Regions from separate parts of the Homo sapiens genome. Here region 1 is linked to region 2. Evidence: chromatin loops called from intact Hi-C (ENCODE). Cell type or tissue: HepG2. All regions are shown on one strand. Each heading gives the region's core, and the rest is flanking DNA. Links, peaks and the distances in the headings are about the cores only. Region 1 overlaps FMNL2 (formin like 2). Region 2 overlaps FMNL2 (formin like 2).

Region 1 (16,169 bases), core at 3,488-11,487, 61 kb before region 2:
CCTCACAGTTGGGTGACCCTCGTTTATCATACCGTCTTCCAGAGGAACTGCCCCACTCTGCCCTAACCAGCACTGCAGACATTCCTGGGGTGGATGGTTAAAGGGATTCACCAGGGGATGCTGCTGGCTTTATTTTCTTCCAAACTGTATTTGCTTTTGTTTTTAATCCAGCCTGTGTACACACCAAGCAAATAAGATATGTAAGCCAAATGCTTTGTTAATATCTGAAATGAGCTTTCATGGTTTTAAAAGCAAAATTACAGGGTCCTAAACACTGGCTATCCTACAAACCCAAATTAAAGGTGACTATTTGTCTTAGTCCATTTGTGTTGCTATAAAGGGATACCCAAGGCTGCGTAATTTCTAAAGAAAAGGTTTATTTGGCTCATGGTTCTCTGGGCTGTACACAAAGCATTGTGCCAGCATCTGCTCCTGGTGAGAGCCTCAGGCTGCTTCCACTTATGGCAGAAGGGGAAGAGGAACTGCTGTGTGCAGAGATCACGTGGCAACAGAGGTGCCAGGCTCTTTTAACAAACATATTTTGCATGAACTAATAGGGCTAGAACTCACTCATTACCACCAGTGATAACACCAGGAAGACTCATTAGGACACCAAGCCATTCATGAAGGATCCACCCCCATCACCCAAATCACCTCCCACTAGGCTCCACCTCCCAACATTGGGGATCACATTTCAACATGAGGTTTAGAGGGTTAAATATCCAAACTACAACACCGCTCATATTAACAGCACCTTGATTTGTGCCCTTCCATAGTACCACATTCTTCTATAAAGTTAGGACATTTGAGATTTGAATGAATCAGTATCTTTCCTTTTCAGAATTCTGAGGTTCATTTTGTTAACAGGAAAAAAGAAATTACACTGGAAGCCTACCTATCAAATGCTGAATCTAAAATGAGGAGAAGTTTGATGAGAAAACAATTTGAACTCTCAAATTCCTCTACCTCGAGAACATTTTCCATAATTGCATAAGAATCTCTTGCTTCTTTAAATTCCAATAGCTCTTATAGGCTGCCCCATACCACCTAGAACTTATTCTTACAGTGCCAATTTGAATCATTCATTGCTTTATGATGTACCCCTTGGGATTTCACTTGCTAACTAAATTATACATTCTTTAAGGCTAGGAAGTAGGAGTCTACTATTTCTATCCACAATTATGGTTGGCTTCATGTTGGGCAGTGTTAGGTACTTCCTTGTTGACGGTTTCCATGAAAAACACTACAAAGGTAATGAAATAACCTTACATAACAAGGTGACATAGAAGAAAAAAAAAGTAATAATATATCGGCTATTTTCTTTTTATCACCAACACATAAACACTGCCTCTTTGTTAAAACAAATTTCACTTAGGGAGTTCAATAAAGCAAAGTAGAGGAACGATAACCGATCTGCTTAGTTCCTGAGAAAAATTTAGTGTCAAAAGAAACAAGGGGTGATTAAACAAAACAAAATACTGAAACACCAGATCTTTTAAAATGCTAGTTTTTTTGTTTGAATCAAAACTAATTAATTCAAAACAAACATGGAAAATTATGAAAGATAAGGAAAAGAAGAATCTGGTTCCACGCTGTACTTGAACACCCCCCTTACAAAGCCTTAGATAAAAATGCAAGAAAAAAATAATTACAAAGCACTTAATATAAAATCATTCTCCAGTTGAGAAAAGCCAAAACTGTAATGACAACAGAGTACAGCTATTATTGAGAACTGAGTTGACAAAGCCAAAAATATTGAACTAATTTCCTTGCCGAAAAGCATTACAGAAATATTTCTGATACTATGCTATTTTAGAAAACGATCTTACAAAAATCTTCCCCGAAATGAAGTTCCTGTTTTTATAGGCTGTGTATGAGCCTTGATTTAATCTATTCCAGTTGCTTTTGGAGATAGAGACTGATCTAACAAGAAATTACATAAAGCAAGGTAATTGTTCTGGGGGCAGAGGGTGGGGGACGGAATGAAGAGATGTCATTATACCATGACCGTGAGTTCAACAGACAGGACCATATCTAAATCAGAGGGTAATAAACTTCTGAAACCCACAAACTCCTTCCACTGGAACAATGCTGTGTTCATGCCAGTACTTTTTATTTTTACAAAAGCAATTTACTATTTTTCATAGTACATAAATGATTAAAATGTATACTTTAGCTCAGTATAACTCTATTTTACAATATATAGTTTGTTGTTGTTGTTGTTGTTGAGATGAAGTCTCACTCTGTCGCCCAGGCTGGAGTGCAGTAGCACAATCTCAGCTTACTGCAACCTCCGCCTCCCGAGTTCAGGCGATTCTCCTGCCTCAACCCCCCGAGTAGCTGGGATTCCAGGTGCACGCCACCACGCCAGGCTAATTTTTGTATTTTTAGTAGAGATGAGGTTTCACCATGTTGGCCAGGCTGGCCTCAAACTCCTGACCTTAAGTGATCCTCTCGCCTCAGCCTCCCAAAATGCTGGGATTAAAGGCATGAGCCATCACACCCTGGCTGATCTATAGTTCAGTTTTAAAACCATCTTTAAGTAGTCATTATGAAGATAAAATACACTATGCAATGTTAAACTAATTTCAAGGAAAGAGACAAAAAAGGCAAAATTTGGGGAGTTGGCTGGTGGGATTTAAAACAGTGAAATTTCTTGTGGTCAATTTAGCTAAGCTTATTTCTGGTTAGTGATCCAGAGACCCAGCCAACAATTCACACCCACTGTCCTTTCACAAAACTGAATCAGGATAGAAAATAGCAGCATCCTGGCAGGCCGGCAGCCATTCAGCTGATGCACAGTGTTTTTCCAGCCTAGGCGGCAACCCCAGAGCTTCCACTCACCCTACCCGACCCCTGCCTGGCCCCCTGACCCTGAAAACTGTGTAGCAAGACCTCACTCCTCAGATAGTGGCCAGTTTATACTTGAGTTACAAAGGAAGATCATAAATCTAGCAAACTTCCTCCTTAAATTGGGACAGTTTCTTTGCCAGATGTTCATTTTTACTGGCTTTTTTCACATAACAATGGGAGTGGGGAGAGGATACATTCATTATACAAGTGATTTTCAAATAGCAACACCAAAAGAGGGCAGGAGGAAAGCACAGGCATCACCCAACCACCTGGGCTGTGTCCCCACCAACAGCACAATGGAGCAAAGCTGGCGAGGGAGTAGGACACAGAGGGCTTAATAGACAGCAGCATTATCCAAGGCACATGGCAGGCAAGATGGAAGGAATACAAATAACGTAACTCATTGAAGATGATGTTTTTTCCCGTTTTTTGACACAACCAGATATTACTTGGCCAGCTACACAACACATTTGCCTTTCCATCCCCACCCATCTGTAATTTTTTCTTTTTTCAATCAGATGTTCTGTTCACACACTGGTCCATAAATAACTTGCTTGGAGTCTGATAATTTTCCTTTTTTTTTTTTTTCCTTAAACTCCATAAACTGTTTCCTGTAGAGTTTTAGCCAATGTGGAAGGTGAGGCTGACCATGAGTCCCAAGTTGTGTGGGCCGTTGCATGGAAGCAACAGGTTTTTTAAGTTTATCCAACACACACACACACACACACACACACACACACACACACACACACACATTGGATAGCAAAAGCTGAAGAGAAGCATCTGCAGCCTGCACATACAACAGAGCTGTTAAATTCCTGGCTCACAAGCAACAGAGAAGAAGTCAGCTCAGAGGCCAAAGATTTCCAGGAACGTCGATGTTTAGGGAAGATCATAAACTGTAGCAGTCAACTCAAGTCCTCCCAGACTCTGCCCGAGAATGATGCTGTACACTTACGATTTTCAAAGACAAAATGAACACAAATAGCATATCCCTGCATTTTCTTTTCCCTTGTCTTCCCAGCCCCCAAACCTCTCCCACTCCCCCCAACCACTCTCACACCTTATTTATTGTAAACTCATTCCCTACTGCTGGCCTCATGCTCACTTCTATGCACCCAATTCCCTCCTCTTTCCCCTTTTTTTGCAAGTTTCCCCGTCACCTCTACCATGGCGAAATTAACATTTTAGTACAAGTTTTAAATATCCCCCAGGCACAGGCAAAACTAGAGATGCAGCATCTGTTTTTCTATATTACAGAGAACTGAAAGATCAGCTACAAATTTTCTTTGCTAATACTTAAGTGGCTGCATGATGCTAATTAAAAACTCATTTTATTCTTTGTGGTTTATCACTAAAATACAGGTAGTATCTTTTATATCCCCTAGTGGCAACAGTTTCAGATCAGTTAATACGACTAAGAAACTCTCAGTATGTTTTGGCTGACAAATTTTTTTTATTAAAACTATCAGTCATACAAACTTTGTGGATGTGAAATCTTTGGCAGGTCATCTCTATCTCCTCAGCTCAAGATGAATTTTTCTTAGACTTGTTTCAGTCTATAAAGTGTTCACTATAATCAATGAAGTAACATCAATGTATAAGGTAGGAAGTTTACATTCTACGTCCCACATCCACCACCCCCACAAAGGAAAATACTGTCAACTATAGGTAGTCCACAGCCTCCTCCAAGCCTTTTGCTTTTTCCTTACAAGTATTACATTGTGTATATAAGCACAGAGGACCATCCAGTGCCTAGCAGCTCTAGGTCAGCTGTTCTGTTAATCTTGCTCCTTCTTTCATGTTATTCTTGTCCCTCAAACAAACAACAACGTTTCCTGAGCTAATCCCATCTTACTGGTACAGGTAGCTGGTGAGGTCTCCTCCACTGTAGTGTGAGGCATTTCTACATCTGGCCCCTCCCTGAAAAGAAAGTTGAAATGCATACTGTTAAGTGGCACACAGAGGGAATGAAGAGAAAGGCAGCCAAGCTTGGGCCTCAGAATAAGACAGGCTCAGCCCCAGATGGAGTATTTCCTTCCTGTTATAGGTGTTGCCTTTCCCATTCCACCTCTTCGGATGGCTAGGAATTACTTTGTTCTTGTTTTACCCTTTCTGCTAACCTCAATTCTTCCCCACTGTAGGGAACACTTCTTTTGTTGACAGCACTCTTCTCATGGGTTTAGCCTGGAAGCAGGAGGATGGATGCTGAACAGATTCTCCCATTCCACAGGCATCCTTTGCACTCTACCCTGCTGGACAGGGTCTCGCTGTTGCTCAGGCTGGAGTGCAGTGGTACCATCGTGGCTCACTGCAGCCTCAACCTCCTGGGCTCAAGGTATCCTCCTGCCTCAGCCTCCCAAATAGCTAGGACTGTAGGCACATGCTACCACACCTGGCTAATTTTTTATTTTTTGTAGATGGAGTCTATGTTGCACAGACTGGTCTCAAACTCCTAGCCTCAAGTGATCCTCCCGCCTCAGCCTCCCAAAGTGCAAGGATTATAGGCATGAGCCACCACACCTGGCTTGTGTCCTAGTTGACACCAAAACCATTTACCAGGATCTTGCCAACTGATTCCAGCCAGTCTAACTTAGCTCAAAGGCATTAATGTGGCCATTAGTTTTGGAGGCAAATTAATTAAGTACTGTGATTTTAAATATATATGTGTGTGTGTGCATATATACATACACACAGGTATATATATGTGTGCATATGTCTGTTTACAGACAGATATAGATATGCAATCTGGATCCAAAGTGGATACACAGTAACTAAATTATACGTTATCTCAGTTTTTCTTTTGTGATCAGCATGTCTTGGAAAAATAAATTATATGTTATCTCAGTTTTTCTTGTGTGACCAGCATGTCTTGGAAAAATAGAACTTTTGATTGTGCAAGTATTGCTCGTGTGTCTTGGCCTTCAATGCCAATAAAACACCTAGGCTTAAGTAGCTAAAAAGCTTATTTGCGGACTTGCTTGCACTAAGGGTTTCACCAATGGTCTGACCTCTCTCTTGCCCTCAATTGTGAAATAATAAGAAGACACTTGCTACAACCACCCACAGGCAAGCTCTTTATATAGAGGTAGATTGCTTCATCTTGTAAGTGTGAAATGTATTTTACCATCTATAAATCACAAACCCCAACAGGACCCAGCATAGGGCCTATTCATTTCACAGTACTAAAATGAAACACTTTTGCAGATACACAGAAAATAATTTCTAAAGGAAATAATTCATCTAGCCAGGCGTTGTGGCTCACACCTGTAATCCCAGCACTTTGAGAGGCCGAGGTGGGCGTATCACTTGAGGTCAGGAGTTCAACACCAGCCATGGTGAAACCCCGTCTCCTACTAAAAATACAAAAATTAGCTGGTGTGGTGGTGTGCGCCTGTAATCCCAGCTACTCCAGAGGCTGAGGCACATGCATCACTTGAACCCAGGAGATGGAGGTTGCAGTGAGCCAAGATCACACCACTGCACTCCAGCCTGGGCAACAGAGTGAGACTGTGTCTCAAAAAGGAAAAAAAAAAAAAAGAAAGAATTCATCTAAAAGTGTTTTATTATATTTCAAACACACATAACTATAAAGACTATAATGCATTCCCTATAAACCTAGACCCATTTCTTATCAAATCTTACCCTTTGCCACATTTTCTTCAGGTTTTTTCACATACATTTTAAAGATGTTTTTTAATGGTCACAGTATGGCTAACTCAAGAACTAAGGGAAGAAACCATTGGAAATTGGTTCCACTTTTAAGTTAAAAATCTAGACTATAAATTATTCTTAGCTTACTTCCTAATAATTTTAGTTTTCGCCGATATCATTGATAGATAATGTAAAATTTCTACCTTTACTTGGAGACACTAAACTCTTAGCAACATATTTGTAAGTCAGTATTAGGTTTTATCTTTTAGATGGAATTAAAGCAGTCCTTTCACCTAAGTTCCCTACCTATGTTCAAGAAAAATTTCTGAGTTTTTGTTATCTATAACTTATGATTGATGAAAATAATAGTACTTTTACTTCTGGCATTAAATTTATTTTTAAGTACTGAGTGCAAAACAAAGAAGTTGGAAAGTTTACAAAAATTTCAAACAAGGAAATCAGAACTGCTGTGACCACAAAGTCCCTTAGGGACAAGTTTTCATTGCTGTAGAATATAAGATTTATGTGAAGGTTATCAGAGGTTAATACACTTATGCTGGTCTCATTACTGATATTACAAAACTGCCTAACATGGTATATGAAGAACACAGAGTATATACTCAATAAATATTTGTGGGATCCATATATTGTCTGGATTATGCAAAAGAGCCAACCCAACTGCCTATTAAATTAATATAACTTGACTTTAACACACACAGAAGAAAACTAAATATTTTAAGTTAAGCAATTTACTAACGGCTCATTTCTGTTATATTTTGCTAGAATATTCCTAAACCCTCAAATAGTAGGATTACGTAACTAACAAGGCCTACTGATGCAGGGCATGTTACGATAGCTTTTTTATTCTGAATCTGATAAAGATACAAGAAAACAAAATTACACAGAAAAATTTATTCTTCCCCCCAGAAAACAACTTAGAGAACTTAGCAGCCACGTTCAAGCCTCTTAATCCTCTGAAGAAAGTAAAGCCTGAATAACAAGCTTCATAACTCAAGGATGTTCCAAAGCACTGTTACGGACTAACTCAATGAAACATTAACTTATTTTCAAGATCTTAACATCTGAATTCCAAAAGCCAAAGGAAGAAAGTGAATAAGAAGGGTTGAGAAAAGGAAAGTGTTTAACCTTCCATTTAAAAGAAAATTCAACCAGAAACTGTCTTTTCTCCAAGTAATCCTAGTTAATTGAGGTTTTATTGTACAGTAGTTCACATAACCCCAAAGAAATATTTCCAGGTCAAAATGCTTATAGCCCAGTCCCCAGTTGTCTATTAACCAACCCAGCTATGTAAATAGCTCCTGAAAGAATCGTATATTGTTAGGAACATAAAAAGTTCTCCTTTAACAGAGGGTAGCAGGAAGCTTAAGTCTTGTGACACACAAAAGCATGCAGTGTGGCACGGGAACTTCCCGTAAATTACATTAACTTTACAGCGATTTCTTTTGCTGATTCAAGAAAGAGAGCAAATACCAAAGAGCTGAAAGGTGACAAGAATATCCTGACACAGACTTGTTCAGGATAACAATCCACTTGAGCTCAGTTCCCAGTAACCATGGGGACTAGCATGATCCGTTGCTATCTATTTATCTTAGGCCTCAAGATACCCAAGTTCTGGTCCTTTCCATGAAATCAAGCAATTATTCTCGGAGATGAGAAGTTTGCCAATTATACAATAAAATCCTCCTCTAAATATTCTTTTTCAGAAATTGCACGCTCCTCCCATGTCCCTGCACAGCCTGAGGTGTGGTTTAATAAGCAATTTTGTTAAAAGCTTTCTTTTGGCAGTGAAATCACTAAGCTTTCTCTTCAAACTATTCTTTACCTGTAGAATGAGAGGGGATGCAGTCTCTATTCTGCTACAATTGCTAGGCGAAATGGAGATGCCGCTAGCACAGAACAATACCCTTCTTCAAGGAGAATCACTGGCTTTCACCTTCATGGAGTACTCCTCCCATATTTATGTTAAAACATTCGATTTTTTAAATGTATAATGTTGGAATGAAGGACACATTTTCAGTTTTCAAAGAACCATCAGATAAATTGTCAACACACACACACACAAAACCAGTTAGAGGTTGAAAACTATATCTATCTATCTATCTATGACAGGCAGAGAGTCTTACTCTGTCCCCCAGGCTGGAGTGCAGTGGCACAATCACGGCTCAACCTCCTGGGCTCAAGCGATCCTCCCACTTCAGCCTCCCGAGTAGCTGGGACCACAGGTGTGCACCACCAGGTTCAAGCGATTCTCCTGCCTCAGCCTTCCAAGTAGCTGGGACTACAGGTGCACACCACCATGCCTGGCTAATTTTTGTATTTTTAGTAGAGACGGGGTTTCATCATGTTGGCCAGGATGGTCTTGATCTCTTGACCTCGTGATCTGCCCGCCTTGGCCTCCCAAAGTGCTGGGATTACAGGCGTGAGCCACCGTGCCCGGCCATGCATGGCTAATTTTTAACATTATTTTGTAGACATCAGGTCTCACTGTGTTGCCCAGAATGATCTCAAACTTCTAAGCTCATGCAATCCTCCCACCTTGGACTCCCAAAGTGCTGGGAGCCACCATGCCCAGCCCCAGAATATTTTTAAATTACAGAATAATTTTAAAAGTTAAAAGTATAAAATAACAAGCATCAAATGCCATCTATTCTTCTACCACTGGTGAACAACCTTGAAAATGACCACGTCTCATATACAAGAGCTACTGTGAACACCCAAGAACATTGCTACACACAGCTTTTTCCCAAGACAGGAACCATTAATGCACCAGACACTCCCCAATCCCTAAGAGCATCTTTTATTCTTTCGCAAAGTTCATCTCTTCTGTATCACTGTTTACAGCCCAAATCCTAAAGCCATTGATAGCTCTCTTTTCATTTTATGTTTTAGAGACAGGGTCTCACTCTGTCACCCAGGCTGGAGTGCAGGGGCACCATCATGGCTCACTGTAATCTCAAACTCCTGGGTTCAAGTGATCCTCCCATCTCAGCCTCCTGAGTAGCTGGGACTACCCACCATGCTCGGCTAATTTTTTAAGTTTTTTATAGAGATGAGGTCTCATGCTGCCCAGGATGGTCTCAAACTCCTGGGCTCAACTGAATACTTCTGCCTCAGCCTCCTGTGTAGCTAGAACTTTGGGTAGGCACCACCACTTCCAGCTATTTTTTTTTTTTCAAGAGACACAGTCTTGCTGTATTGGCCAGGCTGCTCTCAAACTCATGGCCTCAAGTGATCCTCCTACCTCAGCCTCCCAAAGTGCTGGAATTACAGGCAAAGCTATTGCACTTGGCCCAATATCTCTCTTTTAAACTAGTCCTGTTCATTGAGAAAATGGCACCATAGACTTTTTAAATTATGTAAGCAAGAAAAAAGGTGCTGAGTCCCAAGACCTTGGACTGAGGCAAATATTTAAAGTAATTTTGTAAATGTTAGGTATCTGATGAAAAAACTGAGACATTCTGGAATTGCACACCAGTGACTCTGTTATAATTCAGCATGGGAGGGAGGAAAGGCCAAAAGAAACGATATGCAAAGGGATCAGGGCCATTACCGTTGGAAACTACTTCCTCAGGACCTTCCAGCAATAGCTTGATTCAACACCACTGACCAGTGTAGAGGGTCCATTAGCTGGTCCCATCTCAGCATACATTAAGCACTAATGACTAACATCTGCACCCTATACAAATACATCTTAAGAGTCTTGCTCAAGCAAACTGCATTCCTTAGACAAAAACAGGATCCTGGATCATAGGTTGTTTGGGTTTTTTTCCCCCTCTCCATGGAAACTGTGTGTGCATTTCTCTGGTTCTCAAGAGGTAACAAATGCTAGCTATTAGCTACAAATAAATAGCTTCAAGAGATGAGCAATTCATACAGTAGTCTAGAAACATGTGTAGTTGCAGTGCTGGCGCCTTGGCAGGCTCACTGCTAGTAAAGGAAAGCTGGAGAGCGTGGACACAGTAATGAGCTATTAAACACAAATAATGTCAACATGGAATCTTTTCCTGGGGCTTAGCATCAGGGAAGGAGGGCACAAAGGAGACAACATGAGAAGTCACTGTCATTTGCTGTTCAGATCCTGATGACATTTTTTTAAGGGCTCATACCTGGGAAGAGTTCCGAGTTTCCATCGCCAGGTCTAGAAAGTCTACCATGCATTGTTATGTGCCAAGTCCAGGGACAGAATCCAATTGTAGTTAGCTGAACTGGGTCAAAAACCTCTTGAATACACAAGGAAAAACTAGTAGATTTCTGTCACTTTATTTTTTTTTTTAATGTGTCTGTAATTCTGGTTATGGAAATAGTTGGTTCTAATTTTAACCAACACCTACTACTGTTTCAGCACATTCCTCTAGGTTCAAGGAAATGATGACTTTCCAGTCAGGGTCTACAGTGACACAGACATGAACTTGGAAATTTAAGCTTCCAATTTTCAGCCACTCCACCATGTTTCTGTTTGCGTGTGTGTTTTTTTAAAGAGTCAAAATACCATGAAAAACAATGTCCAGTCTTTATGGAATTCTTACAGCAATAAGACTATTCATAAGATTCATATTAATAGACACAAGTATTCAATACAGCTGATACACAAAAATTTTACATGGGAAGGGATTGGATTTATTTATTTATCTAGGTAAAATAAAATAGGTGCCTGCCCCCAGTGAGCCTGTAATCACAGAGAGATAAGCCTCTGACTCATGAAACAGAAGACCCCAGGAGAGACTGCCTACAAGAGGCCTAGGAAAAAAAAGTTGATCCTTTTTCTTAATTCACCAGTAACCTGTGTTTACTTGATGTTTTATAATTATGTCAAAGAGTAATACCGGGGACAGTATCAGGCAGTTACACCAGTAATTAGAAGGGTAGGTAGCAGCAGCAGCTAACATTTACAGAATGCCAGAAACTGTTTCAAAGGCTTGAAAGACCTCATTTGAGTCTCACTACTGCCCTATGAGATAGGTAGCAATGATTATTCCCATTTTGTAGATGGAGAAAATATGGTTTAGAGAAGTCTTTTAAAAACTAAGTCCTTCAGTTATTAAGTGGAAAAGCCAGAATTCAAATCCAAAAAGTTTGAGTCTAGAACCTTAAGCACACTGCCTCACACGCAAAACCCATCGCAGCCAGTCTTAAGAAACTGATCGTAAACTTCCATGGAAGCTGATGAGGATCCTAGAAGAGCAAGAATGAATCAAAAAGACTCAATGCATCCTATTATGAGTAATATACTAGTATGAGTCTTGCTGGCTAGTGGAAAAAAATGTGCTATTTCACATATGAATGGAAAGGAATCCATGCAGTATATGCAGCTGGTCTATATATCCAAAAGATAAATATTTACTGGCTAGGGGAGAAAGAAAATCCCCTCTTCTAAAAAAGATTCATGTGGTAGAAAAAAATACACAGTTCCAGTAGACTTAAGTATTTTTTAATTTAAGTACACATGCTAAGGCTTTGTATTTCTTCCTTGGAAAACTTGGTTTTCATTTAGGAATTTGAAACTTTTATAGCGACCTGTCATTGACTATTTACATAGTCATCTGGCAGAGAAAGGTAAGACTGCTGCCTCCTGGGTCCCTAACAAGGCTCTACTGTGCTGAGTGTGACTGAGGTCACCAGAGCAAATCCACTGGGCTCCTCTCCATGACGGAGGAAAGTTCACCACTATTTAAATCCATTTCCATAAAGTTGACTGAGGCAGTGTGATTTAAGAGGCAACTTTGAGTACTACCTAAATAGCTGGAGTCATAAAGGAAGGTAGTTATCCCCAGGCTAGCATTAAGGTTTTATTTATGCAACTAATTTTCCCGATCAGCCTTCCAAGAATGGCCCCAAAGTACGTTGAAAATAGGAGATAAATAACGCTGCAAACATGACACCAATTTCCTAGAAGATCTGACATTATCAGGTTGATCTGAACACTGGAGAGGACCTATCACGACAATCCTACACGTAAAACAAATTTCAACCTGAATTGCTTAGTTTCAATAATAAAGTTTACAAAAACGCTGTAGCTGTAGCTGTAGCTGTGGCTGTCAATTCTGACTACAAGTTAGACTCACCTGGGAGGCTTTAAAAAACTACCAGTGCCTGGGCTCCACCCCAAACAAATTAAATCAGAATCTTGGGGGAAAAGCCTGGGCAGCACTATTTTTTAAAGCTCCCCACGTGAGTCTCACGTGAAATACCAGGGTAGAAAAGTACTAAAAAGGCCAAAACGTTGTTTTTTGGCTGTTGAAAGTGCTATATCGAAGTCATAATCAAGTTAATTATTTGAATGAAAATGGATAATAATGAACGGGTGGGTCAAACTTCAATCAGTTAAGTGTATTTTAGGAAGACATCACACAAACTGGATAGTTTCAATTAAATGATCTATTTTGGCGAGTAAACTAGGTAAGCAGTAGATAAATGGAGGCGTCACTAGACATGTTTTATCTCAAACTCTTCTGCTTAGAAGAAATTTTTTAAAATGTAAAGCTGAACTTTTTGTTCAGTTAAGTGTTTACTTTCCTTTAGAGAGCCATAAAAGAGTCCATGCAATAAATTTAGTGAAACATGCGCAGAGGCAGAATGACTATGCACAAGCACATACATATGCTTCAAATCTGCAGACTAAGATGGGAGCCACTTGTGTATATATACAGACATATCTTGCAAAATCCAATGAATGTGTAGAGAGAGACTCTGAAATTATGCCTAACAGAGAGGCCAAAATTTTGTTCTTAGTGTACTCAAAAATGAGTCCTTGAAGAGGAAAACACCAGGCTTCATTTCACAGACCCTTTGAAGGTCTCACTGGAAAAATGAACAGTGCACTCAAGGCTGGTGATACATTTTTTACTGCATGCATCTGGTTTCCATGTATACTGTATTCTTGAAAATGCCTACTGCCAAGAATCCCAAGTTACTGCATAGCCCTTGGTAGATGGGCATTATCCCCAAAGTTTTTTTTGTTTTGTTTGTTTGTTTTGAGGCTGATTTTCACTTTTTTTTTTTTTTTTTTTTTTTTTTTTAGACAGAGTCTTGCTCTGTCGCCCAGGCTGGAGTGCAATGACATGATCTCGGCTCCCTGCAACCTCCGCCTCCCAGGTTCAAGCAATTCTCCTGTCTCAGCCTCCCAAGTATCTAGGATTACAGGCACCTGCCACTCCGCCCTGCTAGTTTTTGTAGTTTTAGTAGAGACGGGGTTTCATTCCATCATGTCGGCCAGGCTGGTTCTGGACTCCGACCGCAGGTGATCCATCCGCCTCGGCCTCCCAAAGTGCTGGGATTACAGGCGTGAGCCACTGCGCTTGGCCCAGAGTTATTTTTAATTTAGAAATTACCTAACCTATCTTAAGTGTAACTTCTGGTTCTGCTAATTCAGACAAAAAAATGCAAGATTATTATTAGATTTGTGAGTTGTAGTGGTCAAATTAGATCTGATAGACCAACAGGTAGTTGCTGTGTGATGTATCCTAGAGATCTTCAGCCTGCCTGCTAAGGCTAAGAATCAGGTCTGCTACACCACCTACGTCATTCTGGTGTCCAGGCTGAAGAGGTAGCAGGTAGCTGGGGCATAGTTTCTCATGATACTCACATTAGCACAAAATCCCAATTACATTTAAGGCATCCCATTTAAGTATATGCTTGCATCACATTCATTTATGTTCTTCCGCCGAACGAGTTATAGGCCAAGGCCAATACCTGTAAAGCAGGACATACACTCCCATGCAACGTAAGTCACATGGCCAAAAAACCCCATCTCTACCAAAAAAAAAGACAAAAAATTAACCAGGTGCGGTGGCACGTGCCTGTAGTGCCAGCTACTCGGGAGGCTGAGGCAAGAGAATCGCTTGAACCCTGGAGGCGGAGGTTGCAGTGAGCCGAGATCGCGACACTGCACTCCAGCCTGGATGACAGAGTAAAAAAAAAAAAAAAAAAAAAAACAACCCACAACATCCATGAATCCATCAATCTCCCAGTTATATATATTTTAAAGCCAATGTACTTAAGCTTTTTCTTTCCAAGTAATTATTTTTTACATCATGTAGATAATTTAGAATGTAAAAACATCAAAGTCGAGGTGCTAATGCAAAATTGATATCATACAGACTTAGAAATAAAGATGACATACTCAAACTATAGAAGGAGCCAAAAAGTGGTTCTGGTGATGAAGTAATGTTGAAGCACATGTAGGATTTAAATAAAACTGCTTCACTTGGCCGGAAGCAGTGGCTCACTCCTGTAATCCCAGAACTTTAGGAGGCCAACGCAGGAGGATGACTTGAGCCCAGGAATTCAGGACCAGCCTAGGCAACATGGTGATACCTCATCCCTCCTAAAAACTTGTTTTTAATTAGCCAGGTGTGGTGGTGCATGCCTGTAGTTCCAGTTACTCAGGAAGCTGAGGCAGGAGGATTGGCTGAGGCAGGAGGATTGGTTGAGCCCAGGAGTTCGAGGCTGCAGTGAGCCATGATCACATCAGTGAACTCGAGCCTGGGCAACAGAGTGAGACACCGTCTCAAAACAAAACAAACCAACAACAACAAAAAAAAACTGTTTCTTGAAAACTTGGAGTGGGAAAATGAAGGTTTTCTAAAATTTATCTCATATTTTATATGTGTAACTAAATATTAACATACTTTCAATTATTTCACCTATATCCCAAGAAGTTTATACATTCAGAACTTATTTGTTATTCTTCTTGAGAATGTGGGACATCACCTCATTTGAGAGTTGCCTTATAATCAAGCATATACTGTAGTTTTAATATACTTATTTGAAATTCACCAGGTCACAAAGTTTCATCTTTATTCTACTTAATTTCATCCATATAAGCTTTTTAGTAAAACTCATCTTTGTCTTTATAATACTTTTAAATACTTTTTTCAGTGAATTTATACTCACTGAACCTTCCTGAAATTTAGCTCTCATCCTACATTAGTCTTTATATTATGAACATTTTCTACACCACTCAACATTAAACACAAATGATTTTCAATGTATAGAACTGCTTCCTACTAAAATAAAAACACAATCAGATCACCACCATAATACCTGAATGGTGTTTTGCAATTTTGTTATTTGGTACACTTTGCCTTTTTGTAACAATAACTAAAAAAATTTTCAGGCCGGGCACAGTAGCTCACACCTATAATCCCAGCACTTTGGGAGGCCAAGGCCAGCAGATCACGAGGTCAGGAGTTTGAGACCAGCCTGACCAACATGGTAAAACCCCGTCTCTACTAAAAATACAAAAATTAGCTGGGCACGTTGGCGCGTGCCTGTAATCCCAGCTACTTAGGAGGCTGACGCAGGAGAATCACTTGAACCCGGGAGTGAGCCAAGATCATGCCACTGTACTCCAGCCTGGGCGACACAGTAAGACTCTGTCTCAAAAAAAAAAAAAAAAAATATATATATATATATATATATGTATATATGTATACGTATATTAAGTATATACATTTTAGTCAGAATTTTTCAAACAATGTAACCAAAGTTCTCAAAGTCCCCTGGAGGCCCCAGGGAGCCCAGGAACAAGGCAGTGTTTGGCTTTTAACTATTTTATATACTGTGGTTCTGTGTAACTTTTAATTTGGGTAACAAAGATTCTGCTATTTAAAAAAAAATTTAACCACCACTTGTGAATGATC
Region 2 (16,169 bases), core at 3,793-11,792:
TGGGAAATGACAGATAGATAAATACCTCCTCATTTAATGCTAACAGCTCCATGAGGTAAGCGCTGCTAGTATAGAGCAGAGGCAGAACTCAAGCCCGGGTCTGCCTGACTCCAAAGTCCATGTCAATGCCTGCCATGCAACCTGAAAACTTCTTTTGAAGCCAGCTCTCAGGAAATGAATCCTGGAGCTTCTCCTGTATTATCCTACGCTGCAAAGCCAGCTCTCAGGAGATGGATCCTGGAGCTTCTCCTGTATTATCCTACACTGCAGGACTATCAGGGAGTACCTCCAATGTTGTCTTACTCATCTTTAAAATTTGTTAGAGTCCCAAGAAAGGCTACAGTTTAATTAACGGCCCCCTATGCCAATTCAACCTCAGAAGGAACATCCAAAGACTTGAGTTTATTTATAACAACTGACAGAAGGTCTACTTGCAATGGCAGGGAAGTCTATCCTCAGAATAAATTTGCCTTTCTCCAGGCTAAAGGTCACACAAGGTACAAATTTAGAGCTTTGGACGGCCATCTGCTGATGCATCTGGAAACAAAGGGAGGAGACAGGAAAGGAACGGGAGGCAGCCAAATCCCCTCAGATGTCTCACTAGGGTGTGTGTGTGCATGCATGTGTGTTTCCTGGTGCATCTTTAGAACAATACTGTAAATTAGGATGGGTGTATCAGACCTTAAGAAAACTGGCATGATTCTTTCACAATGCTTCCGCTCTGCTTTGAATTATTGCAAAATCAGAGAATGATTGAATCATGATGTCAAGCTTTCACATGCTCAATCCACACAGGCAATGCCAGAATGGGAGCAAAGTGGAAATGAAGACAGAATCATCTGAGACTGTTAAAAAAAAAAAGAAATGCAACCAACCACCAGTCCCCTATTTATGAGGAGAAAACACATATTCAGCCTGTGGGCCCATTTTTCTTTTACATAGATATTAGCCAAATACTGAAAACAATCACATAAACCACATTTCATAAAATTGTATGTGTATATACACATACACACAGATAACAGAGAGAGGAATAAAATATTTTCTCAAAAATCTTCAGAATCCTTCTCAAGATTTAAATTTTCAAATCTTTTTTTTTTTTTTTTTTTTAAAGATAGGGTTTCACTCTGTTGCCCAGACCAGGAGTGCAGTGGTGTGATCACAGCTCACTGCAGCCTTGACCTCTCTGGCTCAAGCAATTGTCCCAGCTCAGCCTCCCAAGAAGCTGGGACTACACGCATGTGCCACCATGTCTGTCTATTTTTTATTTTTTGTAGAGATGAGGTCTCCCTATGTTGCCCGGGCTGGTCTCCAACTCCTGGACTCAAGCAATCTTCCTGCCTCAGCCTCCCAAAGTGCTGGGATTACAGGCATGAGCCTCACACTGGGCTCAGATTTCATCTTTAAAACAGACACGCGGCACATTAATTTCTTCTATTTGGTCAAGGTACTCCAAGTTTTATGTAACAACACAAATTAGGGCACTTTAACATAAAAATGATATATTTGATGTTTTAGTGACTGCAATACAAAATCACAATGGTTTCAAAAACATGTTGCTATTTTTTCAGCAGCTAGAATGAAATGTGTTTCATCTCATAATGTGATCCATAAAGAAGTTAATCTTTTTCCATTTGCTGAAAAGCTGAGCCTTTTGGATTAACCATGTACATGCAACCAGTTGGTAAACAAAACACATTTTAAACTTTTGGTTACTAAGACATTGATAAATAATCCCAGATTAACTCAATTTCTCTGAAGTCTAATTTTCAAAGTTTTCACACCATTATCATAATTGAGCCTTATAATAAGCCTATGAGGGTAGGGATTATTTTCTCCATTTTTGGAGGAAGCAACAGAGAATTAATATTCAAGGAAGATGATTTAAAGCAGTGTTTCCTAAAGATAGTCTCTTTTTTCCTTTGTGTGAGAAAGAAAGTAACAATTGGCCTTAAAAAGAACCATTATTCTCAAGATCCCTGCAGAAAACAGCGAACAAAAAGTCAGCTGAGCATTTGGCCCCAAAAGTCATTCTGCCCCTTGTAAAGCAAAACACAATCATTCAAAACAGATGCAAGGCAATCTTGGAATTACATTTTTTAATGGTCCACTTTTAAACATCAATCAGCAAAAATAAAAAGGGGGGAGGGGAGGGCATAATTCCAGAATTTGCTGAAATAAACATATATATATATATATTTTCGAGACCAAGTCTCACTCTGTCACCCAGGCTGGAGTGCAGTGGCATGATCTTGGCTCACTGCAACCTCCACCTCCCGAGTTCAAGCAATTCTCGTGCCTCAGCCTCCCCAGTATCTGGGACTACAGGCACGTGCCACCATGCCCCGCTAATTTTTTGTATTTCAGTAGAGACGAGGTTTCACCATGTTGCCCAGAGTGGTCTCGAACTCCTGAGCTCAGGCAATCCGCCCACCTCGGCCTCCCAAAATGCTAGGATTACAGGCGTGAGCCACCGTGCATGGCCTGAAATAAATCTTTAATCAACCTTTAAAGAAAGAGATGAATGGAAGTGAAAGTAGGTATATAAACATTAACTTGCATTACAATGTTCACGTCTTCAACGTACCCCATAGGCCTGGGCTCTAAGGCATGCAGAAGGCCATTAGAAAATGATATTTCACTCATCTCCAATTAAATGAGTTAACACACCTTCAGCACAATGTTCATTTTGCCTATAACAGAACATTAATAAAGAGAAGAGAAAAGGTGAGTGTGCACACAAGGGCACGTTGGCAACCCACTGCTGTCTGTCAAGGAAGAGACAAAGGATAGCCTGGTCGCAAGTTCTAAAATGGACTAACGTGAGAACTCATTTCCAAAACTCAAGCACAGTACAGTCTCTTGACTTCCACATAGAAAATGAAAACCACTTTATTTTGCAAGTGAAGGGATAATTAGTCATAATTTGATAAAACCAGTATTATAAAAATTTCAATATAACCAACTGCTCAAAGCACACATCTGCTGCCACTGCTTTTTTTGTTTGTTGGTTTGTTTTTTGTTTTTAAGTTCAGGGGTACATGTGCAGGATGTGCAGGTTTGTTACGTAAGTAAACGACGTATGCCATGGTGGTTTGCTGCACCTATCAACCCATCACCTATGCCACATCTTTTAAAAATCCAAGATAGATGTGTAAATGCAATATATGCACAGAATTGTTGAGCTGAATAAGCAAGATGTCAGATTATTTATCCCAGCACCTTCATATTACAGAGAAGAAAACTACAGCACAGAAATTTCGACTGCTTAGTGTAACGTTCATGGCTCCCAGGCACAAAAGCAGGTCTTAGATCCCCATCATACTGTGTCAATTCAGACATATCTGAGAGCATCAATTTCTAAAAACTTAGAAATTAAAAAAGAAAGAGCATTTCCCCAAAATTGAAGACAAATTGAAGATAGATGCCACAGAAGTCTTAGAAGGGAAAAGAAAACAAAAAAAAAAAGACAAAAGAAGTGGGCTATCTAAGGGATCTGTCAGTAAATACCAACCACATTAATTCGGCAACAGTTCTTTACTGCAAGTCAGCAATAGCTGGCACATTGAAATACTAAGCTTTTAGCCTTTCTCTCTTTAAATTTCAGTAAAACCTCTATCGCTGAAATGGTGCTGAAAAGAAAAATGAATCGCTAGAGGCAGGAAGTTATTTCCAGTTCATGCTCCACTTCCCACAGCTAGACCCTTCACTAGGCTCTAGAAAAGGATCAAGAGTTTACACACAATGTAAGGCAGGGGCACCGGCCTAGAAAGGGACAGCTCTGCATGGACACATTTGGTCGGACACTGCGTGCTGTCTTCAGCTTTAACCATTTTCTTTCTTTTTTTTTTTTTTTTTTTGTTCCTCTAAGGCTTTTTTAAATTTCCAACTTCTATTTTAAGTTCAGGGGTACATGTGCAGGATGTGCAGGTTTGTTACGTAGGTAAACACGGTGATTTGCTGCACAGATCATCCCATCACCCAGGTATTAAGCCCAGCATCCATTAGCTATTCTTCCTGATGCTCTCCCTCCTCCCACCTGCCTCCTCCCTCCTCACACACAACAGGCCCCAGTGTGTGTTGCTCCCCACCATGCTCCCATGTGTTCTCATCATTTAGCTCCCACTTGTAAGTGAGAACATGCAAGCTTTAACTATTTTCATGCAGCAGTGTTAGATGAATCTCTAGACAGACCAGAAAAATGGCATCAGACATTAGACTAGACCTTGAGGTATATGACATATTATAACTAGAAACACTTTCTACCCCACCACTCGAACTATCTCTATCCAAAGTCACTAATGACTTATGACCAATAGCCACATCACAGAATTATAGAACACAATTAGTCAAAACACAGGGTTTGCTATAAATTCTTATTTCAAAATACTAGAAACTTCTCAACCTCCCTAGATATTCTATAGGGGTCTTTACAAAAAGAATAAAATGGTATCATTTCAGGAAGGTTTTTAAAAGAGAGTCCTTAAAAAGTTGGCTATCTACCATATATTTGATGCAGCAAAAGGAAAAAGGCTCTTAAATTATGCAATAAGCTAACCTAGAAGACATCAAGAAACTAAATGGAAAATATATTTACAAATGAGAAGAAAAATACTGCAGGCAACACAAAGAGCAATAACCCATATTTCTATGGCATTTTAAACTTTACATTAAACTATAATGGCTTACTACAGCTGCCCCTTTGTTTCCATGATAAATCTGTACATAAAATAATTGTAAATTGTGGTTTGCTTGCTTTTTGTCCCTCACTGCCATTAAACCACAGACATCTAGAAAAGAAGAAAGCACGGTTCTGATTTGCTTTTGTTTTGCAGGATAGAGCAAGAAGCCTTGCACACAGAAGTCACTTAAAACATTTTTGGAATGAATATGTTACCAATCAGCAAATATTTTTCAAGTTTGATAAAATGCAAAGTTGGCAAGAATGGGTTGAGACAGGTACTCTCATACACCACTGGTAATTTAAATAGGTGTTGCCTTTTACAAAGGGGGAATGTGGCAATTTGGCAGTGTGACAATATCCTTTAAAGACAATGGCAAAGTTTCCATTATATACTGTTAATTGAAAAAGGCAAGGTATAGCACAGTACACTGAATGTAATCCTATGTTGTATTGTTTTAAAGGTAGAGTATACTCTGCATATAGGGTGACCACGTGTGGCCAAGGGTATGTGCACTGCACAAACCCAGGGGGAGTCATTCCTACTATAATCTAAATACAATCCATATATCTAATCCCAGGGGCCCTGCTTGACTGCATACACGATTCTGGAAGGATTTATAAGAAGCTTCATAGAGGTTATCTCAAACGTTAATACTGGGGGATAGAATTTACATGAAGAGGAGGAAGTCTTGTCTTCCCATGTTCTACCCTTTTGAAATGTTTTCATTTCACATATTACCTTGAAAGTTTTAGTCTCATTTTTAAGAGAGATGTTATGTTGAAAAAAAAAGACAATAATGGAAATTAAAACAACAAAAAATGATTTCATTTTATTTATTTATTTTTTAAGAAGGAGTCTCACTCTATCGCCTAGGCTGGAGTGCAGTGGCATGATCTCAACTCACTGCAACCTGTCTCCAGGGTTCAAGCGATTCTCCTGCCTCAGCCTCTCGAGTAGCTGCGACTACAGGAGCACAACACTATGCCTGGCTAATTTTTTTATTTTTAGTAGAGACTGGGTTTCACCATGTTGGCCAGGCTGGTCTCGAACTCCTGACCTCAAGTGATCCACCCATCTCAGCCTCCCAAAGTGCTGGTATTGCAGGTGTGAGCCACCACACCCAGCCAAACAATGATTTTAAAGCATTAACTTCTCCTGCTTTTAAACTTCCCATCTGGTTTCCCTCTTTCCTGTAAGTTATCTTTTAGGACTCAGGGGTTACTAGCACTGATTTTCATTTTATGCTAGTTTGGGACCTAATCAGAATGATTTCCTGCTCCTAACCGTTCCAACATCAGAGTAGGAGAAACAAACCAGGTTGATACAATCCTCTCCTACGAGGAGTTGGAAGAGGATTTTGTAAAACAAAAACACTGACTCGCTATTACATGCCATGTGAGCCATGAGGTAGAGACCAACGGGCATGGCAGGAAGAGTATGGGCCACAAATGCTTGATTTTTTATGTATTTCTTTAGATGGATGAGTTGTGCTTAAAATTTACTTTTCTTACAAATACCTGTTAGGCTTCTTAGAGACCACTGCCTAATGCAAACAGGTGATAAGGCTAAACTTTAAATATATTTCCTTATGGTAATTCAAGTTGACAATAGGAATAGGCTATAAACAGCTTTTCTAAATACCAAGTACTGCATATATGCAAAACAGATTGTTGTTTTATATGCTTCTGTGTTTCTCAAAAAAAAAAAAATCTCAGTATCAGCTGCCCATCAGAATCATCTGGGGAGCTTTGAAAAAACATCAGTATCTGGGCCCCACCTCTGACTAATGAAGTCGAACCACTGTGTCTGCACTGATGATCAAAAGAAAGCATTTCACATCAAGTCTGAGTACGTATTCATCTTGTGACGTGACAAAGTGAGATGAATTTTCAAGAACTATACATACAAACAATGCTTGAGGCACTGAAAGTGCACTGCCACATGGCTCCTGCCTTTGGAACAAAACTCTAAGCAAGTGATAAAACATACTAAGGGCTATGGCAACCACAACCGAGGGGCCATTGTCTTATATCTCTACCGGCTGCTTGTCTAGGCTGCTACCAGTGCTTAAAAGGTCTTCTAAATACACAAGTACCCTGTCTGACTTACTCCTAATAACAGCTGTTATTCCTACAGCTATTCTGGAGAGCATTTCAGCCACAGACACACAAAAATAAATAGCCAATGACACACAGCTCAAGGTCCATTGTGGCCTAAAGAACCCTGAGCTTCTCTTCCTCACTCCCTTTCTCCCTGTCACCCATCTCCATTTACTCAGATGCCATAACACTTAAATATTTTTATATAACACAATGAGGTAGATGTTAAAACTTCTTCATCATCCTGGAAATGATTTATCCCTACCATAAATCTATCACAACGTATACCCAAAGGCTAACAGAGGAGATATTCAACCTACCAGGTCAGAGAATCCTCCACAGAAAATTGCTAAAAGGTCCTGCAACCCTCTCTGTGTATTCTGGCCAAAGTTAATACAGTTTGTTTCCTGAAGTGCTCATACCAGAGAGATGGGATGGGGGAAGTCGTTTGGAAACCGCCAAGAACTATTGATTAGAAACACATGGGAAACCACAAAGGCATTACACCTTGACTTCAATTAACCAAAGGAGGGTTCATATCTCTTTCCAATGTTATAGACAAGACATACTTAAAGCTCCGCTCAAGATGTGTTTGGGGCATGTTTCACAATAAAAATACCTGGTATAAACACGACTGTAGAACTTTAAGTGGTTCTGGCATATTAAGATATATGGCTGTTTTGTTAAAATACTTTTTTGATCATTAAAAAGCAGTATAATTAGAACAAGTATTAGAAGGACTACCAATCATTTATTTTTATTTTTGGTTTTTGTTTGAAAATTAAGCCAAAGATATTTAAGAACAGAATTGTCAGAAAAAGATTATGTAATAAACAAGTTTCTATAACTGCCATGTACAGAGATTTTACTAACATTTTTATCACACTGAACTGAGAATTCTGAAGTCCAATTTAGGATTAATCACCAGGACAGAATGGAGGGAAATTATAAGACCACTTGGCAGTTACTCCATCTCAAATAACTCTGTCTCCAATTCCTTTACTGAAATAGCACATAGCACTCTTACCTAGAAAGATCTCATAGACCCGTCTATAGCTTTATAATAAGGCCCATATTGGATTTTCAGGATGCGAAAGCACCAGAAAATTAACCCAGAAAACTGGACTGCTCCTTTCATCTAACTCTTTACAGGGGTTTGGAAAACTGACTTGACCATTCTTAGGTTTCAATGCCTACTTATGTAAAATAAGCAGGTTGATTTTGAAGGTTTGCTAAAGTTCCTTTCAGCTCCAAAAATTTCTTCCAGTTTACAACTAGAACAAAAATGATACATGAAGAGTTAAAAGTGAATTAACAACACAAACTCAGCGCCCTTGTATCAATGCCATCACTTGATCAAAATGTTCCTATGGGCAACTAATGTGTTATACCAGACATAGTGTTTCAAGCTTTGGCTTTTCCAATTTTTAATATATTCTAACAGTTTTGACAGAATACCCTGCATTCCACATACTCACTTTGATTCCCTCTTGAGCATCTTCTTGTGACCTTTGATAAGTTAAAAGGGTCTTGAACTGGATGAAAGTCTGCCAGAAGCAAATGGAGGGGCATAACTTGGTAGAATAAAAAGATGGTAGGCCCGGGCTAGGAGTGGTGGCTTATGCCTGTAATCCCAGCACTTTGGGAGGCCGAGATGGGCGAATCACAAGGTCAGGAGTTCGAGACCAGCCTGGCCAACATGGTGAAGCCCTGTCTCTGTTAAAAATATAAAAATTAGCCGCGCATGGTGGCGCACGCCTGTAATCCCAGCTATTCGGGAGGCTGAGGCAGGAGAATCACTTGAACCCAGGAGGTGGAGGTTGCAGTGAGCCAAGATCATGCCACTGCACTGCAGCCTGGGTGACAGAATGAGACTACATCTCAAAAAAAAAAAAAAGATGGTAGGCCCAAAAAACACAAGCAGCAAATCAATCAATTAATAAATCCCAAGTACATTACACATTAAGTATGAAGAGTCAAATTTTCCTCCCACCAAAACGCGCTAATCCGTTATATTTACTAAATACAAAGGTGGACAGACACCCAGCCCGGGTTCCTTCATGTGTACCACCGAATACTTCCACAAGGTTTTTGTGCCCTAAGGACAGGGGAATGCTAAACAAAAACTAGAGTGGTCATTTTCCCTTTGAGGCCGAGAGGGAATTACTATCATGGTTGCTATCTTCCAAATTCAGAGAAAGGTAATTTTTAGTGAACAGCTGAACTTAATGACTATACCAGCCTCATGAGCTTCCCTCCCCAGAATCCTAGCACACTAGGAGATCAAAAGGCCTTCCCCCTAAACAAAGAAAAGGTCCCAGGCTTCAAAATAGGCAAGGTTAATGGGCAGACCCACCAACTATAATACAACCATTTGCAAAAGAAGAGGAAGGAGGTGGGCTAAGGATATGGGGCAATGGGCCCAGTTCCTCCCACAGATCATTCCAGACCAGGCTTTTCAGACCTTCACCAAGGACCTTTTGACCAGAACACAGACACCCCCAACCCCCAACTCCCTCAGGTAAGGGACCTCAAAAGCACATCACTCTAGCTCTCTGAGGTCCAATATAGAAAGCAAAAGTCCATCAAAGCATGTTTTGCTCCCTATGATACCAAGGCAAAGAAGAGGAGGGTAAATGGACAGAGGAATCCTAGATTACTGACAAATGCCATGCAGACCACCAGGATGGATTTATCGGATCTTATTTTATTCTGTACTAAGGCATCTGAGACCCAGGGCTATCTGAAGCTCTGGCTGTTTCCTAGAAGGTACTGGCTTTTACTCTTCCTGATGCCTTCCATCCATCTAGTTAGCTACTGCTTCCCCCATTCTTTCTGGTCTCATCAGGTGCTTTAGAGTGCTTAGAATAACACGTTTTGATTCCCAACTCCATCATTACCAGCTCTGTGACACTGGCCAATCTATTTACCTTTTCTATGCTTCTGTTTCTCTATCTGTAAAATACAAATATTAAGAGTACCTTTCTCAAAGTGTGTCAAGAGGAATCAACGAATTCAATGAGTTAATCTTCACAAAGCACTTAGAACAGTGCCTGACATATGGTGAGTGCTATATTGTTTGATTAAAATTAAATAATATAACTGGATTGTTTTTAACACAAAAAATAAATGCTTCAGGGAAGATATCCCATTTTACATTATGTGATTATTACACATTCCATGCCTGTACCAAAACATCTCATGTACCCCATAAATATATATGCCTACTATGTACCCACAAAAATTAAAATAAAAAAATTTTACTTAAATAATTTTCAAAGATGATTTCTTCTTCTTCATAGCCAGCTAGAGAACCTAATAGCACATCAGAGAAGGGTACCTTAAAAGAGCAGTTTAAAACTGACACAACTGTTGCAAAGTTTCTTTTGGGGCAATGGAAGTATTTCCAAATTAGATTGTGGCAATGGTGGCACCACTCTGTAAATCTACTAAAAATCATTCAAGGCCGGTTGCGGTGGCTCACGCCTGTAATCCCAGTACTTTAGGAGCCTAGGCGGGTGAATTCCTTGAGCTCAGGAGTTCAAGACCAGCCTGGGAAACATGGCAAAATCAAGTCTCTACAAAAAATACAAAAATTAGCCGGGCGTGATGGTGCATGCCTGTAGTCCCAGCTCCTGGGGAGGCTGAGATAGGAGGATGGCTTGAGGTGAGCCCGGAGGCAGAAGATGCAGTGAGCCAAGATGGTGTCATTACACTTCAGCTTGGGTGACAGTGCAAGACCCTGTCTCCCAAGGAAAACTCCCCCACAAAAAAATCATTTCGGTCTATACTTTAAAATGAGTGAATTTTATGGCATTTAAAGTATACCTCAATAAAGCCATTAACAAAAAAAGAATGAGACAACCATTTATCCAATGAATCAACTATTAAGTCACAAAATCCAGGATGCCAATCTATTCCTGGTCCCCCTTCAGGCAACAGCATGACAATGATGATCACGGGGCATCATGAACATATGTGATCTCTTCACATTGGGCATCCGTGACTTAAAGAATGGGCAAAACACAGAACGAGGGAATCCCTAGGAGGCTTTCAGCTTCTGGGAAGAATGTTTCACATACCCACAAAACAATTTAAGCCCTTTGTAACTAAGAAAACATGCCTCAACAGGCAAGTACTTTCCCTGAACTTCTTAAGCCTATTCCCCTAAACATGGGAGGCAGCAGGTTTGACCTAAAGAGCTCAGGCCCTGTCAGATTTACAAAGGTGATTAGATGATTTCAAATTCAGCCTGCATGGCCTAAAACAGTTTATTTTGACCTATCCACACCGGTTTCCTCATCAATAAACCTACCTAGCTTGAAGGCATTACTTAGGATTGGAGATAATAAACGTAAAATACCTAATGTTTGACACAGGGTAGGCATCAAACACAGTAGTGCAGTAATAGCAATTACTTCATAGTTAAATATAAACATAATAAAATGCACAGTGAGAGATCATCATGCAAAATAAGGGAACCAAACCTTTTCTCTACACTTACGCAATTTCTATAACATCACTCCCTGGTCATATCTCTCTGAGTGCACATGACTCAGTACAAAGGAAATGAGCTCCCGGGTAGCCAGTAATCAGTAACAGGAAAGGCACTGCTGCCAACAGAATTGAATCATCTCACATTTCTCGAAGTTCCTAGGTGAATTCAGTGTCCTCTGAGAAGGCTTTGGAGAAAGCCACATGAGGAGGATTTTGGGAGGCAGAATATACAACTCTCTACTCTTAGTCATGTCTGTGCATTTCACATAGTAAGTAGCCACTCCTATATTTCCCCCTTTGCAGAGCCTGTGGATGGAGATTTACATCTCACAATTGCACTTGAGTTTCCCCAGAGAGGTTAGCACTGATTTGTTGTCCCAACACGGTTGCATGTTATTAATTGTCCAGAAACAGAATGATATGGCAATGGTGCTTAGGTTGTACCTGTAACCCTAACACTGCTGCAAATATAGTAGGATAATTAATTTGTGGTTGGTTCAAATACCTCACATTACCGGCTTTGGGATAAAACAAATTACTGCCCACAGTAAGCCATGAATTTATTTTTCAAAGACTTGAAGTCATTCATTCCACTGACTTCCTCAGAGCCAAAGATACTGACAGAAGTGTTGTACCCACTGACAAGAAAATGCCTAAAGGGGAAATGAGTTGTTAGGGTGGCGGGGCTGGGCAGGGCGTTGTTTCATTTCAGTTTTACCATTTTACCTACTAATAACAATGCTTACACAGTATTATGTGTTTCCAAAATGTCCCCACATACAAGATGCGTTGGACGGTACCCTACAATCCTTGCAGAAAGGCAAGCAACCAACGCCAGACATCTCAGGCGAATAACAGGCAAATCTGAGTCCGAAACCCAGTTCTTCCTACTCCTAGTCTTTCCTGTGCTCAATTTCATGATGCTTCTACAACTGGGATTCAGAGTGGAACTCAGTCAAGGTTTTTCCACCAGTAGGTTTGTAATAACTTACAAAGGTACCGTCACAGAAGGCACCCCCTGCAACCTCATAGTGGAGGATAAAGTCCCTCAGGTCCATTCAAATCACTTTTCTCTTTGCTTTAGTCTGCAGATCTCCACATTAATCAGTTGGGATGACCTGGGAGGCAGCTCAGTGCTGCATCTATCTGGCAATTTTTGGAATGAGATGTCGCTGGTCAGCTCCTTCCTGAAACAGAGATGAGCTCACCATTGATACCCAATGCCCCAGTGCTGAGTACCATCCTTGTCACTTCTGCCTTGTAAGATAAGCAACAATTCTCGGAGAAAGACCTTATTAAAGCCAGTACTTTCAGATCATACTCAGAAACCGATGCTTCTTTCCAAAAACTTCAGGTTCAAAAAGCAGTTACTAGGAAAGGGGTGTGACTTTTTTTCCTACTGGCATTTTAAGTAATATTCAGCTTGTACTCTTAAAAATCACGTTTACAAATGAAACTCTACAGAAAACACTTTTTAACTCAGTTCTACCAACAGTTCCATTTGGCTTACAGGCATTCTCTGTATATTCTGAAAGTTTCTATAATTTGTGGTGACCAAATTCGTCTTTTCACAAGGCATTCATTTCTGTGTCACTACTCTCTTTTAAATACTCTGGTGTTTACTAACCATACCCTGTAATCTCTGTTAATGGGGTAGTTCAAGATTCCTTTTCAAAGGCTTTTTGCTTTAATTACTGCTTTAGCCTTTTGGTAAAACTCGGCTTTTAGCAAACTGGCCTGCAGGGGACAAGTTTTTAAATTATTCTCAAGCTTTCCCTATCCCTTTCCAAGTTTTTCCAAACTACTTAAAAACCTCTCAGCCTTGAGGGAAGGATGATAAATTGGATGATTTTGCTGTCTCTGATGCCTGGCATTAGTCTTGGTTTAATCCATTTTTGTCTCACCAGAAACTTGCCTGTTACAATCGGAGTCTCTCCCATATTCTGCAGCTTCCAGCAAGTGTATTCCCTGATAAAGCTCCCCCAGAGTTCCAAAACAGGTCACAGGGAGCCCAACAGTCCTCCTGGGGTGGTCTCAGGGGCGCCTAGACACAGTTTTGCCCTGTGTTTCTCCTTTCTGTAGTGAAGCCCACATTTGGATTCTTGGTTCAAATGCTTTTCTTCAGAAAACTGGTAACTTCAGGATGGATCCCAGAAAAAAGCTATTAAAATTAGTCATTTTAGATCTCAAAAATAAATTAATTTACTCCTCCTGAGGCTTGGTACCCTTTGACCATCACGTTACCATTTCCCCCAGCCCCTGGTAACCACTCATCTACTTTCTGCCTCTATGAATTCGATTGTTTTGATCCCACATATGTAAGAACATGTGGTGTCTTTCTGTGTTTCGCTTACTTCACTTAGCATGTTTTCTAATTCCACTCATGTTGTCGCAAATGACAGAATTTCTTCCTTTTTTGAGGGCTATTCCACAGCATGGTAAATACAATAATAGCATACTGTACATTTCGATATCACTAGGAGAAAATCTCAAATGTTATAAAAAAGTTAAATATTTGAGGTGAATAGGTTAGGTAGCTTGATTTAATCATTCCACATTGAGTTCAAACATCATTACATCACTTTGTACCCCCTTAAGTATTTGCAACTATAATTTGTCCATATATAATAAAAAACAAAAAAAGTCCTTTGAAAGGCAAAAAGAGAACATGACAAAATATTAACTGATCAAGGATGAAAAATAAGTACACTCTGTTTAAACATAGTTTTAAAAAACCTATGCATAAGTACAAATCAAAACCACAATGAGATGCTGTTTCATACCCATCAGAATGACTATTATTAAAAAAAAAAAAAAAGGAAAAGACACATATCCTTTGCAAGCATATAAGGATATGGAGGGCTCGGAACCCTCGTGCATTGCTAGGGTGCAGCAGACACCGTGGAAACAGTATGATGCTTCCTCACAAAGCTAAACATAGAATTACCATATGATTCAGCAACTCCACTTCCAGTTACATACTCAAAAGTACTGAAAGCAGAAACTTAAACAGATACTTGTAACCAATGTTCATAGTAGCATTATGTAGAATAACCTAAAGGTAGAAACAACTCATATGTCCATCAATAGATGCATAGATAAACAAAATGAGGTTTCTATCCATGCAATGGAGTATTACTGTTCAGCCTTAAAAAAGAATGAAATTCTGACAAATGCTACAACAAGAATGAACCTTACCAACATTATACTAAGTGAAATCAACCAGACACAAAAGGACACAACTTCCCTGATTCCACTTATGAGTTACATTGAATAGGCATATTCATGGGGACTGAGAAGGAGAACAGTGGTTACCAGGGGAAGGGGTGGGGGGAATGAAGAGTTACTGTTTAATGGGTAGAGAGTTTCAGTTTGGGAACATGAAAAGTTCTGGACACAGACGGTGAAGATCATTGCACCACCAACAATACAAATGTACTTAATGCCACTGAACCGTATGCTTAAAAATGGCAAGGATGGTAAATTTTATCTTAACGTTTTACCACAGCAAAAAATAAAAATTAAAAACGTGGCCAAAAAATGAAATGAAAAAGAAAATCACCATGTAAATGCAATGGACTAAGGGGTAATTTTTCTATGTTTCAATTCTTCCAAAAGAGCTGCTATAATTTTTAAAAATTAATGCATTTGCTGGGTGCAGTGGCTTATGCCTGTAATCCTAGCAGTTTGGGAGTCTAAGGCAGGCAGATTATCTGAGCTCAGGAGTTCGAGACCACCCTGGGCAACATGGTGAAACCCCATCTCTACTAAAATACAAAAAATTAGCCAGGCATGGTGGCAAGCACCTGTAGTCCCACCTACTCGGGAGGCTGAGGCATGAGAATTGCTTAAACCCAGAAGGCAGAGGTTCAATCAGCGAGATCAGTGAGCCGAGATCATGACACTGCACTCCAGCCTGGGCAAACAGAGCAAGACTCTGTCTCAAAAGAAAAAATAATAATAATAAAAATAATGCATTTACTCACACACTCACTGGTGCACAAATAAATAGGCAGGGCAGGTCAAAAATAACAGTCTGGGTTCAGTGGGAAATTTAGCTCTAACAATATGAGGCACAGAGGAGGTGAGTTACATGTCAGAGGAGCAGGCAGCAACCGTAGATGGAAGCAGAGCAAAAGGGGATATACATCAGGTGCCAGCATGTTTTCTTCCTTCTGATCTTTTGCCTCGAAAGCCAGCCTTTCAGCCTAAGCCTCAAGGCCCTGATCACCTTGGGTGATGTGCACAGATCACAGGAACACCTCAATGTAAGCAAATCCAACCTTGCAATGCCCTAGACTATTTCCTGATCCCCGCTTGGTCCCACTGTCAGCACAGCACAACAACCAACAAGGCTGTTAACCTGCCCCAAGAGTCTTACAAATCAGCAGATTCAGCTGACAGAAAGCCAAGGAATTTTCTCTCCACATCGATGTCATTCAATGAAGACTTCTGCTTAAACCAGAACCGTGAAGTTTTGTATCCGGAGACTTCAAGCACAAGTTCAACACCAACCTCCAACAGACACCTCTCAATCACTGGCCCTAAAGGAGCAGAAGGGCATCCATTCACAGATCAATGTGTGTATTTTCTAATTAGCTTAAGGAACTTTGCACATGTCAGATTTGAACGTCTATGCTACCTTATGGTTTGTTCAGGTAATTTCGTGTTCCCTAATGAGACTAGGATAAGTAATCGTGTAGAAGTTAATACAGAATTGTAATTCACTACAGATACCCACAGAGGACAACCTATGCCTGTATTGTTAAGGTTTGACTATCCAGATCTACAAATTCAAGTTGAAACTTATTTCAGCCCTCCTTGGAACAGTCCACTAATCTAGAAAACACTGGGACTATTCTTCCCGAGCAGTGAAACATCCACACAG

The links. Peaks named below come from ENCODE experiments on the same cell type or tissue, not always from the same donor. Only the 100,000 strongest peaks of a DNase experiment are listed, where the experiment ranks them.
Region 1: it touches region 2 in a loop (2.8-fold over the local background); 5 of 110 quality-filtered maps call a loop at or near these places.

Annotation. Positions count from the first base shown.
Region 1 is chr2:152,478,009-152,494,177 of GRCh38, reverse strand. The region is part of intron 1 of FMNL2 (formin like 2); the gene reads right to left. Among named protein-coding and RNA genes, the nearest start is that of FMNL2, 150 kb to the right of the region's middle. In HepG2, for the core only: no CTCF peak of the experiment used is centred there; a DNase peak (open chromatin) is centred at 7,917; H3K4me3 peaks cover 1,080 bases.
Region 2 is chr2:152,416,907-152,433,075 of GRCh38, reverse strand. The region is part of intron 1 of FMNL2 (formin like 2); the gene reads right to left. Among named protein-coding and RNA genes, the nearest start is that of FMNL2, 90 kb to the right of the region's middle. RefSeq lists enhancers at 7,951-8,676, 8,677-9,403. In HepG2, for the core only: no CTCF peak of the experiment used is centred there; DNase peaks (open chromatin) are centred at 6,875, 7,185 and 11,355; H3K4me3 peaks cover 771 bases.